2 separate regions of the Mus musculus genome follow, and region 2 is linked to region 1. A link is a loop called in an ENCODE intact Hi-C map of the cell type or tissue named here. Cell type or tissue: heart. All regions are shown on one strand.

Region 1 (8,000 bases):
GCTCCTTTAACGTTGTCTTAGTCAGGGTTTCTATTCCTGCACAAACATCATGACCAAGAAGCAGTTGGGGAGGAAAAGGTTTATTTGGCTTACACTTCCATACTGTTGTTCATCACCAATGAAGTCAGGACTGGAACTCAAGCAGTTAAGAAAGCAGGAGCTGATGCAGAGGCCATGGAGGGATGTTCTTTACTGGCTTGCTTCCCCTGGCTTGCTCAGCCTTATAGAACTCAAGACTACCAGCCCAGGGATGGTCCCACCCACAAGGGGCCTATCCCCCTTGATCACTAATTGAGAAAATGCCTTACAGCTGGATCTCGTGGAGGCATCTCCCCAACTGAAGCTCCTTTCTCTGTGATAACTCCAGCCTGTGTCAAGTTGACACAAAATTAGCCAGTACAAACGTCCACTAATGGCTATTTAAACTTATGTCCAGTGAGAAAAGTCAACCCCCAGCTCCTTTGTGGTGGTACCCATACTCCAAGCACTTGGTGGCCATACATGGCTTGTGGCTGCCACACGGGGCAGGACAGACACTCAGTGTTTTCATCGGCACAGGGAACTCTGTTGGCCAGCCCTGCTTTGGGTTTTCTCAGGAGCATGTTCTCTTTCCCTAGAAGAAGCGCCTCCACCGTCAGCTGGCAGGGACTCAGGTCTACGTACCCAAATCTCATATCCAACATCCATCCTGTGGGAGACCTGGGGCCAGGCTGGCCCTCCTCGCTACCCTTGGCAGCCCACCCATTCTCTGAGAGGTCCCCATCCTAGGTTTACAAGGGCTTTTCCTCCTTGTACTGCAAGACAAAAAGATCTGCAGGACATAAAACGTCTGAAAAGAAAGGGGAGTGGGTGTGGTGGTACATGCCTGTAATCCTGAGGCAGAAGGATTCTGAGTTCCAGGGTATCTTAGGCTACATAATAAGATGTTAGCTCAAGAAGGAGGTAGGCAAGCCTGGAATGGTAGCACACACCTTTAATCCTAGCACCTACTACTCGGGAGGCAGAGGCAGGTGAATCTCTAAGTTCAAGGCAAGCCTGGTCTACAGAGTATTTTGTAGGCCAGCCTGAGTTACACAGAGAAACCCTTATGGGGTGGTGGGCTGTGATAGGCAGCCTGGTTTCCGGTTGAACTAGGCTCAAACCCTGGTGACCCTACAGGTGATCCTGCAGGGGGTAGCCTGCAAGGGATGATAGGCAGTTTGCCACACTCCTGGACACCAGGCCCCTGACATGAGGCCGAAGCTCTCCATAACTCTGTGACCAAGAGTCACGAAAGGGCAACGCCCCAAGCCCCTCCACAGGTAGAAAAAGTGACCATAGGTCAAGTAGCCTCAAGACAGATCTCCATTTTAATGAGGTACCTAAAGGCCTGGAAGCTTAGTCAATACAATCTCTTTCCCAGACACTCCTCCCTGCAAAAGGTATTTAACTTCAGGCCCGCCCTGGGAAAATGGAGTACAGTTTTCACATCGTCACTCTCTGCCATGACAATAAATGCCTTAAAACTATGGACTGGCCAGGCAGCGGTGGTGCACACCTTTAATCCCAGCACTGGGGAGGCAGAGGCAGGCAGATCTCTGAGTTCGAGGCCAGTCTGGTCTACAGAGTGAGTTCCAGGACAGCCAGAGCTACACAGAGAAACCCTGCCTTGAAAAAACCAAAAAAAAAAAAAAAAACAAACCAAAAAAACCTATGGACTGTCTCTTCTTATTGGGATTCGCTGAGCAGAGCAATGGAGCAGGCCTTTGTCTGAAGAGCAGCATCCAGTCTCCCGCAGGAGGCCTCTCTGTGATCCCAGCCGTGGACTCCAAGTCAAGCCGCCTGCCAAATAAGCCAAGGACTCGCTCGTCCTCGTGGGACCCTGTGGCCCCAGGCTAGATCCAGCCCTCAGGGCCCCCACTCCGTTCTCAGCTCTTCCACATTATCAAGTTGCCTGGGGTGCCCAAGAGTCTGAGAGCTATACGTTCCCAGTTCCCAGTCTCCCTGCAGGCCCGGGGACCCCCAGCCAACTCCAGCATTCCCCCAGGGAACTCAGACTGTGCTCCCCCACCCCCAGAGCAGGGTTCCTTGGCTTTTCACAGTCGGAAGCCCACCCAGTGCCTGGGGTGGGGTCTGCACAGTTAAAACTTCCGAGTCCTGCATTGCCCAAGGCCTGAGCGGACACAGGACCACACTTTTAACCCACAAACCCTGTCTTAAACAAACAAACAAACAGTGAGGAAGAATCTTTCTTACTTTTTAATGCTTTTTCCTCCTCCTCTGCCCCTCCTCCTCTTCCCCTCTGCATATGTGTGTGTGTGCTTAATTAATTAATTAATTAATTAATTAAGACAGTTAGACAAGGTCTTAATATGTTCTGGAATTCACTCTGTGGACCAGGCTGACCTTAATCTGAACTCATAGGAATCTGCCCCCCAAATTCTGGGACTAAAGGGACTAAAATAGAACCATATCCAGTTCTATTTTTTTAAGGCTGGGTCTCTCACTGGTTTGGCTAGGTGCTGGGCAGTGACCTCTAGGATCCCCCTGCCTTGGTCTCCCCGGCAGTGGGATGACAGGCACCCACCGCCACATCTGGCTTTTTATGTGGGTTCTGAGGATTCTAGCTCAACTCTCACTCTTGCCTGGCGAGCACTTTGCCCACTGAGCCATCCTCCCAGCCCACAATTCATTCTCACTCTGACAAGCCTGTGGTGAAGTTACTTCCCAATTGCCACAACCCCCGCTTCACGGGTTCAGCTGCTCTTCTGCTCCCAAGGGAGCTGCTAGCCCAACCATCTCATCCTACATCGGTGAAGCGGGCCCCAAGAAGGATGCAACCAAGCCTACAGGGCAGCAGTTTCAACCTTCAACAAGTACAAAATGACACCAAGCAGCCAGTGAGCAACAGGACCGATGTTCATCGAGTGTTTGCAACGTGCTTAAGTGACTGACGAGTAAGGTTGGCTTCTGAGGCTGAGAGTTTAGCTGACTGCCTAGAGCCACATAGCCAGTGAGTGGCAGAGGTAGGAGCCGACACTAGGTCAGCTGGTACCTGAGAGTTGCTGTGCACCAAGTGAATTGGGGACCAACTTCCCAGCACAACCCTTTCCTTTCTCATGGGCCTGGGAGGTGAGGTGAATGATGAGAAAGGCAGGCAGAGTTGGCTCCAGAAGCATACATAGGATGCAGTGTTGTCCAGTGCCCATGCCCATTACTGTGGGCACTGCAAGCATGGGTGGTAAAGCCCGACTCTGTGAAGCTTTACCTTGCGAGCAGAGCTCCTGAGAGCCTCTTGAGAATTTTTTGTCTCAAGGCTTACACTTCTCAAGTTCAGACACGGTATGGGTGAACTTGTCGCCTCTCATGCCAGATGTGTTAGTTTCGGTTTTAACCATTAAGCGAGGAGGACCCAGTGCTTCTAGGTGTGTGTTCTAGTTTCATTTCTGTTGCTACGACTAGAAGTAATTTTGCAGAGGAAAAGATGCATTTGATTGACACTGCCAGGTCCATTATTGAGAGAAGCCAGGGTAGACTCTCAAAGGGAGACCTGAAAGCCAGACCTACCAAGGGCGTCTACCAGCTGCTTCATTCACAAGCTCACGCTTAGTTAACGTTCTAATGCCACCCAGGACTGTCTGCCCAGGGAATGGTATTGCCCACAGTGGGCTGGACCCTTCTACATCAACTAAAAAGAAGACAATGACCCACAGACATGCATGCAGGCCAATCTGATCTAGGAAGTCCTCAGTTGAGACTCCATTCGCAGATGGCTCTGGACTGTGTCAAGTTGACAGTTACCTCTAAGACAGAGTTTTTCCAGATTGCCGATTTCAGCCACTGGAATTCTGGCTCCCAAGTTTGAGGTCAACTGTGCCCTCTGGTGGACAGGAGTGGATTCTCAGAATTAGAACAAATGGTTCTCCAGAGTGTGTGTGTGTGTGTGTGTGTGTGTGTGTGTGTGTGTGTGTGTGTGTGTGTGTGTAGTAGTGGGGTTTAGGGAAGGGGATGGGAGAAGGGGCTTCTTAGGGAAGCTGTATTGATACTGTATTAGAGGATGTCTTTTTTTCTTCTTTTTATCAGTGTGGTAAAATAGATTCCTAAACCTGATGTTTTGTGGGTGTTGAGGGTACTGGAAAGGAAGACAAATGCATGTTTGCGGCACCATGAGGAGCTTCATTGAGAAATGGAAGCTTCTAGACTGCAGTCTTTTCTAGCATCACCCACAGATTTCTTGCAACCATGCATTGCATAACCCATTTATAACAACAACAAACCCCCCAAAGAGCCCCCTCAAACCATGCCAGAGGGTGTCCCTGCCTAGCCCCTCAGTGACGGCGGTCCCCTCCGTCCTATTTTTTTTCTCTCATTATTCTTCAGTAACCTGGTGGTAAGCAACACTGACTTTTCTAAAGAGCTTCACTCCATGCCTGTCTGGTAAGCTGTACCTCCAGGCAACTGTGGTCAGATCTTAGACATGCTGTTGGATGAATGTGTGTGGCCACAAAGGATGCCTGTGATGATGAACAGGGATTGTCAACCTGACAGGATCAAGAATCACCTATGAGACAAGCCTCTCGGTGTTTCTCAGTGAGATCAAGTTAACTGAGGTGGGAAGACCCACCCTAAACGTGGGTGTCACCATCCACGGGCTGGGGCCCTGGCCTGAAAGGGAGGGAGAAAGTGGCTGAACATCAGCATCTATCTGTTTCCTGACTGCAGGGGCACCGTCACCAACTGTCACCAGCTGCAGGGGCACCATCACCAACTGTCGCCAGCTGCAGGGACACCATCACCAGCTGTCACCAGTTGCAGGGGCACTGTCATCAGCTGTCACCAGATGCAGGGGCACCATCACCATCTGTCACCAATTCAGGGGCACCATCACCAGCTGTCACCAGTTTCAGGGGCACTGTCACCAGTTGCAGGGGCACCATCACCAGCTGTCACCAGCTGCAGGGGCACTGTCATCAACTGTCACCAGTTGCAGGGGCACTGTCATCAGCTGTCACCAGTTGCAGGGGCGCTGTCACCAGTTGCAAGGGCCCCATCACCAGCTGTCACCAGTTGCAGGGGCACAGTCACCAGTTGCCTCAAACTCTGGCTATCATGACTCCACTGCATCCTTGAACTGTGAGCCAGAACAGACCCTTTTTTTATTTTTAGTTAAGTTGTTTCTTGTCAGATATTTGATCACAGCAACAAGAAAAGTAACCAGTACAATGGCTGAGGTGTTTTTCTGCTTATCAGTCAGTCAGACTCTGGCCAGACTAGCTAGTGGAGTTGAAAGTCTGGATAGTTTTTTTTCTGGGGGTGAGGGAGTCTGAGTGAGGCTGGCTGGGACATACAGGACCTGACCACTATGTTTTAATCTGAGCACTAGTCTACCTTATGACTGTTTGTCCACCTATATCATAGCAAGTTCTTTTCCCATTCATTTTGAGTTATTAAGACCTTGTATTAGAATATCATTTGGGTTACTGAGTGTCATAGTTAGGGTTTTACTTTTGTGAACAGACACAATGACCAAGGCAACTCTTAGAAGGATAACATTTAATTGGGGCTGGCTTACAGGTTCAGAGGTTCAGTCCATTATTATCAAGGCGGGAACATGGCAGCATCCAAGCAGGCATGGTGCAGGAGGAGCTGAGAGTTCTACATCTTCATCGTCTTCATCTGAAGGCTGCTAGCAGAAAACTGACTTCCAGGCAGCTAGGTTGAGGGTCTTAAAGCCCACACCCACAGTGACACACCTACTTCAACAGGGCCACACCTTCTAATAGTGCCACTCCCTGGGCAGAGCATATACAAACCATCACACTGACCATTATGGGGCTTTGATACTTCATATAATTTGTACCTGAGTGTCTCACTGGTCCTCACACTAATGTGAATTATGGAGGCCATGTTTTCCAATATCTATTGCACTGTGTCATATGTGTCTCCAACACTACCAAACCATTCCTATGTAACCTGGAAAACATTAAAAAAAAAAAAACCCAAACAAACAAAACCCCCAAAACCCAGACAGTTGAAGCAGAGTAAACAGAATATGGAGACCCAGATATAATGATGAAGCGAGATCTAGTTGGTCAAGCACAGGAGATTGATGCAGCCCAGGACTGCAGCCTTGGCAGATGCCTCCATCACTTGAAGGCTGGTAGGTGGCTAATATCAGAGCAAGGACAGGCCCTGTGTTGGACCCTGGAAGGATGGAAGGAAACTTCAGGGTAGCAAATGGAAGGAAGGATCAGAGAAAGCTGGGGCCACAAAGGGACACAGTCACTGCAGAAAGATGCCCATGAACCCAGAGAGGTGATAGCTATCCCAATTTCTCTCCTCTCCTGTCTCTCTAGCTCCCACGACTACTTCTCTTTTACTGGTCTTGAGTGGGAGCAACAGCATAGAAGAGTGGGACACAGGAGGAAGAAGTGGTTCTGGAAGCAGGCTCCCAAAGCCCAGTGCTTTGGCGCTGATTCTTCTCCCAGGCCCACCTCCCACGGTCCTACCAGCCCTTCTAACCTCCTGAGATTCTCTGTTGGAAGGAAGACTCCCTCAGCTGTGTGCCATCCCACACCAGACATTAGGTAGGCTGGACGTACCCACCTGACTGTCTTCATAACTCTACCAACTCTCCAGGTTCTCAAAGAAAACTGGCATCACGGAGGGGTGGACAAAGGTGACCCTTTGTACAGTCCTCTCTCTTAGGAAAGGGTGCAGTGTGTGACTTAACTTCGAAACCAGAGGGGAAGGGATATCTTAGGTCTGCAGATCATTGTGTGAAACAATTAGTAGCTGCTAAGGTCCTTGGTCAGGCATCTGCAAGAAGATTAGCCTGTCAACAGACCGAGTGAGCTTAAATGTGAATTTTCCCAATCTTATCTTCAGATGAAAACGGAAGCAGATTGGCACTAAACTCTAATGCCTGAGCCGACGACCCAGGGGAGCTGACGCGCTCAGGCAGCCGGACACAGTGCTCCCCTCCTTAATGTCATTTTTATTTCTCTTATGAAGTCAGGCCGGCCAGGGAAGGGGATCCCATAGATTCCTATGAAAGCTATCAAGATGCTGGGAAGATGAAGGCAAAGCTGGCGTAGATCGGGATGCCCACGGTTTGGATTTTCAAGACCTAAAAATAAGGAATGAGGAGAAACGAGACTTTCAGATTAACGCCTCATTATCAAAGGGTTGTATAAGCTGGCACTTTCCAGACCAGCCTGCAGCAGAGTAGCCCAGGGAGAGCATAAATAAACATTTCAGACATAGTTTAGATAAAGTGCTTAAGTCTTTGGGAGTTGTAGAAAGGCTAGACCTGTGTTGTCACCTGATCTAGGTGAAGCATTTCCAACCCTTGAGGCTTCCTACCGGGTCCTAGCCTCTCCCAGCCTTCGACAGAGAGGATGGCTGTGCTGATTCAAGCCCCCACACGAAGCCTTTATAAGCGTTAAACCCAGGCCCCACCAGCTATGGAGCATTTGATCTCCTTACTTGTGAGGTCTCCTGATCTCCAACAGGGGCATCTCAAAGCCCTAGGTCACTCTAATGTGTCCCCAGGGTCAGGACTGAGACTGACTCTGTGGTTTGTGGTACAGTGTCATTCTCAATAGGGTACCAGGGTGAGTCCCAACCTCAAAGCCACAGCCAAAGAGCCCCCCCCCACACTTTTTTTTTTGGTTCTCAGGCTATTTGGGACAAGTACTAAGTCTACCTAGATGTTGATTCCACTCTAGGGTTGATGGGCTCTGTCCTCCTGGGTAAGCCAGAAGGAGGCAGATAACCTGAGAAGGATTTCAGAGGGATTAATGTGTTATGACCCCTTGCATCTATACACAAATACCTATTGACGTTTACAAAACGGGTCTGCGGTGCCTCTGACTTGATCTGTTAGAGTCACCCACAACTAATGCTTTTCATTTTAGAAGGGATCTCTTTGGCATCATTTGGAACCGTTGTAATCCTAAGGAAACTGAACACAATCCTCATATGGATCCCTGGTGATCTGAAGATAGGAATGCCCAAAA
Region 2 (8,000 bases), 150 kb before region 1:
CAAAGAGGCCCAAGGCCACACACCTCCCCTTCCCCAGTGTGATGACTGAAGGAAAGAAATAGTTTCTCTTCAAGAATGCCCACAAAGCCTTGTGAAGCCCAAGTGTACATACATACAGGTCATTTGTCTTTACAAAGTTATGTGTCCTGTTTACCCACCTAGATGTGAGCGACATCATTCGGATCCCAATATACTTCTTCTTGGTGACAGCTTTCCCTGGTGTGACAACAAAGGGACCAAGAAAGAGGGGGAAAAAAAAAAGTAAGTCAGCACAGTCCTCCGGAGTGTGGGGAGACAGGAGCCAGAGCTCTAAAGCTCCACCTTATAGCATGAGCCACGGGGAGGGAGGGGGGAAGGGGGGAAGGCACCCAAAAACTGTAGTTCAGTCCTGGCCTGGGTTCCAGATCTACAGTGAGGAATGTCTCTCACTTTAAAAAATACTCAAAACCTGTGGCATGACCCTGTGTGTGTTCTATGGGTGTCCGGAATGAGAATCCCTTTGTTCAACCACCACCACCACAACCACCACCGCCGCCACCACCGCCACCCTGGAAACATTTATTCTCAGCTTGAAAGGCCTGATCTTCACAACTGTCATCTTCCCTTCTCCCAATTCCTTAAGGGCAGCTATGCCTCTGGTGTAAACCTGCCAAGGTCTCCGGAATGCCCTGCTCTAGTTACCTTTGGCCTGTCGATCGTGGGACTCTGTCAAGAACTTTTTTATCTTATCGGATGGAATTGCGAAGGAGATGCCCGCCGTCACCTTCAAGGTGTTAATCCCAATCACCTCGCCATCCTGAAAAAGCAAGGGACACAGCTCACTAACTCCAGGAGGGTCAGAGGCTGGCACAGGCTGGAAGAGGGCAGAAAAATCTATAGGACGGGTGACTTGGAAATGTGTTGCCAGGTGTGGTGAGAGGCGTTAGGGCACCTGCATTCTGGAGTAGCTGAGATAGGATCACCGTGAGATCCTGGCAAGCCTGAGCTACAGTTTGAAGCCGAGTTTCAAAAACAGGTTGAGAGAAAGATGCTATCTTGACTGGTCATCCCAGGCTCTACCCACAAATGCGTACAATTAAAATAGTAATAAAAAAGAAGCGTGGGCCGGGAAGACGGCAACGTGGTTAAAGTGTCTGCCGTGCAAATAAAAGCACGTGTGTGTGTGTGTGTGTGTGTGTGTGTGTGTGTGTGTGTGTGTGTGTGTGGTGACCTGGCAGTAATTCCAGCCTCAGAGGTAGAGGCGAGATCCCCGAGAGAAAGCTGGCTGGAGCAGCCAGCTGTAGTAGCACCTAGCTCTGGATTCAACTGAGAGACCCTGCCTCACTGACTAAGGGGAAAGGCGAATGAAGATGGTCCTCCATCAACCCCGGGCCTCCACAGGCACAAATACACACATGTGCACAGCAACACCCTCTCCCTCCAATGAACACACACACACTTGGGGCCACAAACATGCAAATGCTCATATACACAGACATATGAGCGAGGGAAGTATTTGAGCTGTGTCTGAGAATCAGAAGGGCTGGAAGGAGAAGGACTAGAAATAACGAGGAGAGACATTAGGGCACCTGGGTAGTGCCACCCACATTCAGCTTTGAAGGGAACAAGAAGCTCCAGGTAGAAGCTAAATGGTTGCCTTATTGCATAGATGGATGATTTCAAACTCCACAATATTTTCTCTTTTCATGGGAAGGGATGTCTGAGTTGCTAAGGTAACTATCCATCCTTCCTTCCTCTCCTGTTTCCAATGACTCTAGATGCTGGCTTGAGCCACAGGCCTCACTCCTAACAGCTTCCCCAAGGTATGGCAGGGACAAGTAAAGCTGTGTCCCTTCCCTAAGAAGTTTCTGGTGACCTGATGCTGTGCTGACAAAAGGACTCTGAGAACTTTCAGTATACATTGTTCCTGGTGTGCTTTGTACATGTCCATTCCTGACACCAAGGGATCCAGCAGGACGGTACCATTGGGTGGCCTCTACTTGATACTCTCTCAAACAACCCCCAAGCGCTGGCATTCTGTGACCTGAAGCCTTCAACCTTATACTGAAGTGCTGAAGTCTAGGTTAAGTGAGACATCTGTGAGCAAACAGGTGGTTCCCCGTCATACCCACAGGCATTCAGGGAGAGTTCTGGCATGGATCCGAGCCAGGCCAGCTCATCTCCGCTCAGCAACCCTCAAGGCTGAAGGTACCTTTCTGCAGCTGGCAGTACTGTGGGGACTTTCAGTCCCCTTTCTGCCTAGACTGGGCTTGAACTCCATGGCATCCACCTGTGGCTTGAAACACAAGAAGAGTCCTCTAACCTTACTGCTTCCAGAAAGGGCTGGTGGGGTAAGGTGCAAAGGAACAGGGCATTCACATAGCTGACTATAAAGCTGACTGCTTGTTCTGACAAGCTCACATGCAAAGAGAAAGCAAAGACATGCCCACAGACGAAACAAACCCAGCACAGATACTGGAAAGCCTTACCAGGTTTACTAACGGGCCTCCGGAATTTCCATACTGAAACGGAACAGAAAGGGAAAGGTTGGCTCTGTATCACACCACCGCCCAATCATCGTCTCTGCCCAGATTTCAAAGCATTGTAGAAGCAGCTGGCAGGGGCCTTCCCCAGGCTTTGTCTCTGATCACCTAATATTTAACTGAGAAAATGGATCTGGACCATTTTCACAAAGCTCGGGATGCGCCACAGTGAGATGATTTAGTTCTGAGACCACTGTGAGTAGCTAAACCCACTTTTACCTCCTCCTCGGATGAGACTGGCTACCCACTCACTTCAGAACCCCATAGTTCAACTCTGTACAGCCCCAAGTGGGACATTTCTCCTAACACCAGAACATCATAGATGTTCTGGGAAATCATGCAGACTACAAGAAGGTTTGCGAATAAGAAGAAGCCCAGCTTCCTCTGCTCGAAACTTGTCCCCAGCCCAGCAGGTAGAGGGGGCAGAGGGCTCACATTGATGATAGCGTCTGTCTGAATGTAGTCCATATCGGAGTTCCGAAGTCCCAGCTCTTTGCCGCCTCGCTGGGTGGTGCTGACGATCCCAGTGGTGACTGTGTTTTGAAGAGAAAAGGGGCTTCCAATGGCAACTACAAATTCTCCAGGTCTCAGCTCTGAGGAGCGGCCGAGCAGCAGGACTGGCAGCTTTCCCTGTAAGCACAAACGGAGCTGTGGCTTAGCAAGCTGAATAATACAAATACAAAGGACAGTCCCGGTCCCTAGGAGCTGAGCTTGGGGTGGACACCCCTCTCCTGAGGGACAAGCCCCTACCATATAATCCACACACCACAGGTCATTATCGAGTCAATGGAACAGAAGACAATTGTACCAAGGAAAATGGGAAAAGGTGATAGACTGTTTCTACATCTGTGCATCTGGACAGAGAACATGGAGAGACAACCTAGGTTTAAGACTTAAAGATCAAAATCCCAGACAGAAATCCTGAGCCCATGTGCCTTGGAGGAATCAAGAAATCAAGGGTCTACTTTACCACACACATAGCCTTCCTAAGGCCTGGGATGTGGGGAGCCCTGAGGCAGACACTCACACTGCCTTTCTTGTGCACCCTGTGGTGTGAGGCACAGGGACAAGCAGAGGGGCTGGCAGCACCCAGGACCCAAATGGTGGACTGTCTCTCTTGTGCACACTGGGAAAGTCCCTATCACTATACCTGCTCCCAGACTATGCAGGCTGAGGATTCAGCTGAGGACATCCCATCTCCTGTGCCCTCTAGATACTGGGCAGAGTCAGGAGCCCTAAATAACTCCTCAGAACAAGATAGGACCATGGAGGTTGAAGGGCTGGGGAAAAGGGCTACGGGCTGCCTTCTCCCACTAACATGACCCAGGGCCTGCTTTCTTCCTCCCACATAGCCTAGAAATCCTGAATTTTCTATGCATTGCTCATAAAGTCCAAAAAAGGCTAGTGCTGGCTGCCTAAGGGAAACTCATTCACCTTGAAAAAGAATAAATTACAAAAAAAAAAAAAAAAAAAAAAAGCCAGTGTGGGTGGTGGTGGGATGGTGGGATGGTGAGATGGGTAACCCAGCCATCTGGGGCTGGGGCCAGGCTGCCAAACTGAAACTCTGCATGACAAGCATGGGCCCCTCATCTGATCAGTGGGATTAAGACAGCCCACTAATCTCACTGGTCTGTTAGGATGATGACTTAGGATAACAATGAATTAGGAGCCTGAATGCCTCTCAGGAAACAGCCTGCTTGGCCAGTGGGTCAGCTATTGACTAGTATTCAAATGACTGAAAATCCAATGAAGGATTCCAGCAACTGTGCTGTGACAAGCCAGGGGTATGTCACCTTGCCAGACACAGTTCCACACTGGCTATGACCCTTCCACTTTAAGGTCACCTGAGGCCGGAGTCTATGGCATTCCCTACGCAGACCCACTCAACATCCAATGGCACGCAGCAAGCTCAGCACGACATGTTTGTCCTGGGTGGATGCCAACAATCCCTGCCAGCAAGCTCTGCCAAGAATGACCTCAGCAATCATGGCAGGGTGGGGCAGAGTCTGGCTGCTGGTGAGTGCTGTCCACACTGGGGGAGGCCCACCAGGACAGTACCATTCCTTTGGGGCCTGGGGCTGGCTGGAAGTCCTGTCTTTGAAGCTCCGGGGATAACTGTGAAGGACAGGCAAGAGAGGCGGCTACAGCCTGCAGCAGGGCAGTCTGGACATCCCAGGAAGCAGAACTACACAGATAAGAGTCAAGCTTAGACATGGGACAGTGGGGCCAGCTACACAGTGGGGATTAAATCAGGTCTGAGGTGATCCGATGTGAGAATCTTTATCAGCATCTGGCTGTAACACCCTCCAGCCACAGCCTCTGGAGGAGATCCAGAGATGCAGGTTTAACTCATACAGCCTTTAGACACCCTGTCCAGTGCTTCTGTCCCAAGTCTGAGCTCAGGCCCAGCGGATGCTAGAAGGGAGACAAATGTTTGGGAGAAAGCTATATGGACAGATGGCAGAGACCTCTACAATGGCAGGAGACAGAGGCCTCTATGCTATTGAACACTGAGAGGACACGCCAGGCTCAAGAACAATGGTCTCATCCACTGTCACCAAGGTGTCCATATTGGGCTTGGACAAGGGGGACAACCAATGATAAGAATCCACAAGGATGCCGTGTGATCACTCTGTCACACCCGCCCAGGTGGGCAGTCCCGATGAGCATGTCTCCTTAAATATATGTTATAAATCATGAAGGGTGACTGTGCACATGAAAGCTAAACAGGCAGACACATAGTAGCTGGGTCAGGAGAGGGATATCACAGTTGAAATTCTCCATTTATATGAAAGGAACAAAACCTTCACTGCCAGATGACAAAGTGCTTTCAGAGCAATCTGATGATTTGGGGACATAACATACCCTCACACTCACACAAACCCACCATTTTACAGATATAGAAACTGAGGCTCAAGATGGAAGAGCTTCTCTCAGCCATAAGAAGCCTGGTTAAGCTGGAGAACCAGTTCCCAGCCACAGGCCTCCATCCCCATAAGGCAGGAATTCTAATTGCCGGACTCCAATTATAGGCAGAAATCCCTGTATGGGAGAGTGAGGTGGTGCGGAGGTGGCTGCCAAGCCAGATTTACAACTCCATGAGGTCAAGCTGCCTTGAGGGGCCCTTCTGGCCCTTGCTCCCTGCAGGTGCTGGCTGGCCGTGAGCCTCAGGCTTGCTAGCCTTACTTAGGTCCAAAATGGGGCTCATTCTCTGCCATAATCCTCACCCAGGCCTGTCTGCTCGGTAGCTAAGCTTTCACTGGCCAAATTCCTGCTCAGTAATTGAGCTTTTAATTCTATCCCTGTCTAGACAGTCACACTCTTGGGGGGGGACAGAGGAGATGAAATATATGTACAAGGCTGGAAGGCACAGCCACGCTGCAGCCTTGACCTTGCGGGCACCCTGCCACACTTCAGGGTCCCTGCTCTGTGTCCGCAGGCTGCTTCCCCGTGAGCCCACATCAAAGCCGTCTCCAGGCTCCTGGCTGCAGACGCTCTGTCTGGGGCTCCCTTTGAAGCAATGCCAACCATAGTCCATCCAAGAGACCAACTCTTTTCCCAACAGCCCCGTCCCACATCCCCCCATCCATCAATTCAAAGCTCCCCGAAGAAGTAAACGGGACAAACAACGGTCCTGACAGTTGCAAAGGCTGAGGAGAAGGAAGGGACCCACCCGCCACTCCTGCTGGCCTCAAAGCTGAGGAGATGCGAAAAGGCAATTTGTAAGCATAATAAAGTCATGAGATGAAGTCAGGAAAAATGGCTCTGAGGTTCCATATCCTAAAGCCAAGAAGGAGCCCTCCGCCTCTATCAGGAGGGCCAGCAGCTCTGTAGGATGTGGAAGATACGGTCACTCTCTCACAGGGAGTTCTCACCAGGCTGAAGAGAAACAGCAGCCTGAGAGGCCAGCAGAAGAGAAAGCTATGAAGAAGGAAGATGTATAACCACCATATCTTCAGGGCACTGCCTCATGCTAAATAGTATCATCAAAGTCATGAGAGAGACTAGAGAAAGAGAAGAATTCCTAGTGCCGGGAAGATGGCTCCTCCAGGCAGCCAGATGATCTGAGTTCTACTCTTAGAAACCTAATTAAAAAAAGAAAAAAGCCACACACAGTGCCACCTATCTCCTACTTTAAGATGGGAGACAGAAACAGGAGATACAGCATCGTCTTAAAGACCAGTTAGCCTGGATAATTACATGCAAGCCAGTGGCAGAAACAAGAGAGATCTTCAACAAGGTGTGTCTTAAGTTTCTATTGCTGTGAAAAGACACCACGCCCCGGGCAACTCTTATATATACATATGTAAAAATAAAATTACCTGGGGCTGGTTTAGTCCATTATCATCATGGTAGGAAGCATGGTGGTAGGTAAGCAGACATGGTACTGGAAAGTTGGCTAAGAGTTCTACATCTGGATCAGCAGACAGCAGGAAGAGAGTGACACTGGGCCTGGCTTGAGTTTCTGAAATCTCAGAAGCCACCCTCTGTGACACACTCCTTCCAACAAGGCCACACCTATGCCACATTTCCAATAGTGACCCTCTCCACAGGGGGCCATTTTCATTCAAGCCACCACAAGGTAAAAGATAAGAAGAGGCGCCAAAAAGTTGTCCATATACACACTTGCACACATATGCATAGGAACCTGCATGCCACACACCACAACTTAAGAAGAAAAAAATCATAATTCCCAAGTTATAAGCACAGCGTCACCTGAGTAGGTAGAGAATGAGCCCAAGGGACAGTGTCAGTGACTCTGGACATAGAGTCCAGGCTTCCAGTATCCTCATAAATTACTAAACACCAGCCATAGCTGGTTGTTAATTATGAAGTAAGTTGAGGGCTTGGTCCATAGAATGGTTCTAAAAAGGTCTTCCTGGTTGGTTAACTTATCACCACCAGGCCAAGCAGGCCCAGAAGCTTTACCCCCAGGACCTGAGAGGGGGACAGTCTCAACAAATTGTCTTCCCAGTGCCTGGCATAGGACTTCAAGGAGCAACATACCCAGTCCAGCTCCCCAGGTTTCCTGTCTGGTGGGCAGAGCACGGATGAACCACCGGGGCTCAAGAGGGAAGAGGAAAGGAGCCCACCCCCTTGCTGCGGGCAACTGGGCACAGGACTGTCTATAATACCAGCCCAGAATTATACTGTAAGGCTCTGTGTGTGTCTCACGTGCAGGGAACATGAAGCCAAATCCAAACCAGTCACAGCCATGTGTTGTGGCCAGGCTTCAAAAGCTGAAGGACAACATTAAGGTCCAAGCGCATCCTCCTCTCTTCTCCATCAACTTCGCGTGCTCGCTCGCTCAGTCAGAAGGCAGCCGCCACCACTACAGACACCACACAAAGACAAGGCGCCCTTTAGCACCATGACTCCTCAGAAGCACAGAGAGAACCAGTAAGGCAGCTCACCAGGTGAAAGCAACCGAGTTCCATCCCCATGAAAGGTCCCACAAGATCTGGGCTGCAGCACGTG

What was found. Hi-C counts contacts between places; a loop is a spot of excess contacts. Peaks named below come from ENCODE experiments on the same cell type or tissue, not always from the same donor. Only the 100,000 strongest peaks of a DNase experiment are listed, where the experiment ranks them.
Region 2: it touches region 1 in a loop (1.8-fold over the local background); 2 of 42 quality-filtered maps call a loop at or near these places.

The regions. Positions count from the first base shown.
Region 1 is chr7:130,823,417-130,831,416 of GRCm38, reverse strand. It overlaps Btbd16 (BTB (POZ) domain containing 16), which reads right to left. Exons shown (of 16, transcript NM_001081038.2): 16 at 5,518-7,108. The coding sequence ends at 7,040. Among named protein-coding and RNA genes, the nearest start is that of Plekha1, 38 kb to the left of the region's middle. In heart, a CTCF peak has its summit at 3,829 (motif pointing left); no DNase peak of the experiment used is centred here; H3K27me3 peaks cover 929 bases.
Region 2 is chr7:130,974,453-130,982,452 of GRCm38, reverse strand. It overlaps Htra1 (HtrA serine peptidase 1), which reads right to left. Exons shown (of 9, transcript NM_019564.3): 4 at 2,958-3,152; 5 at 2,469-2,501; 6 at 682-796; 7 at 159-216. Among named protein-coding and RNA genes, the nearest start is that of Htra1, 42 kb to the right of the region's middle. In heart, no CTCF peak of the experiment used is centred here; a DNase peak (open chromatin) is centred at 4,472; H3K27ac peaks cover 3,470 bases; H3K27me3 peaks cover 40 bases.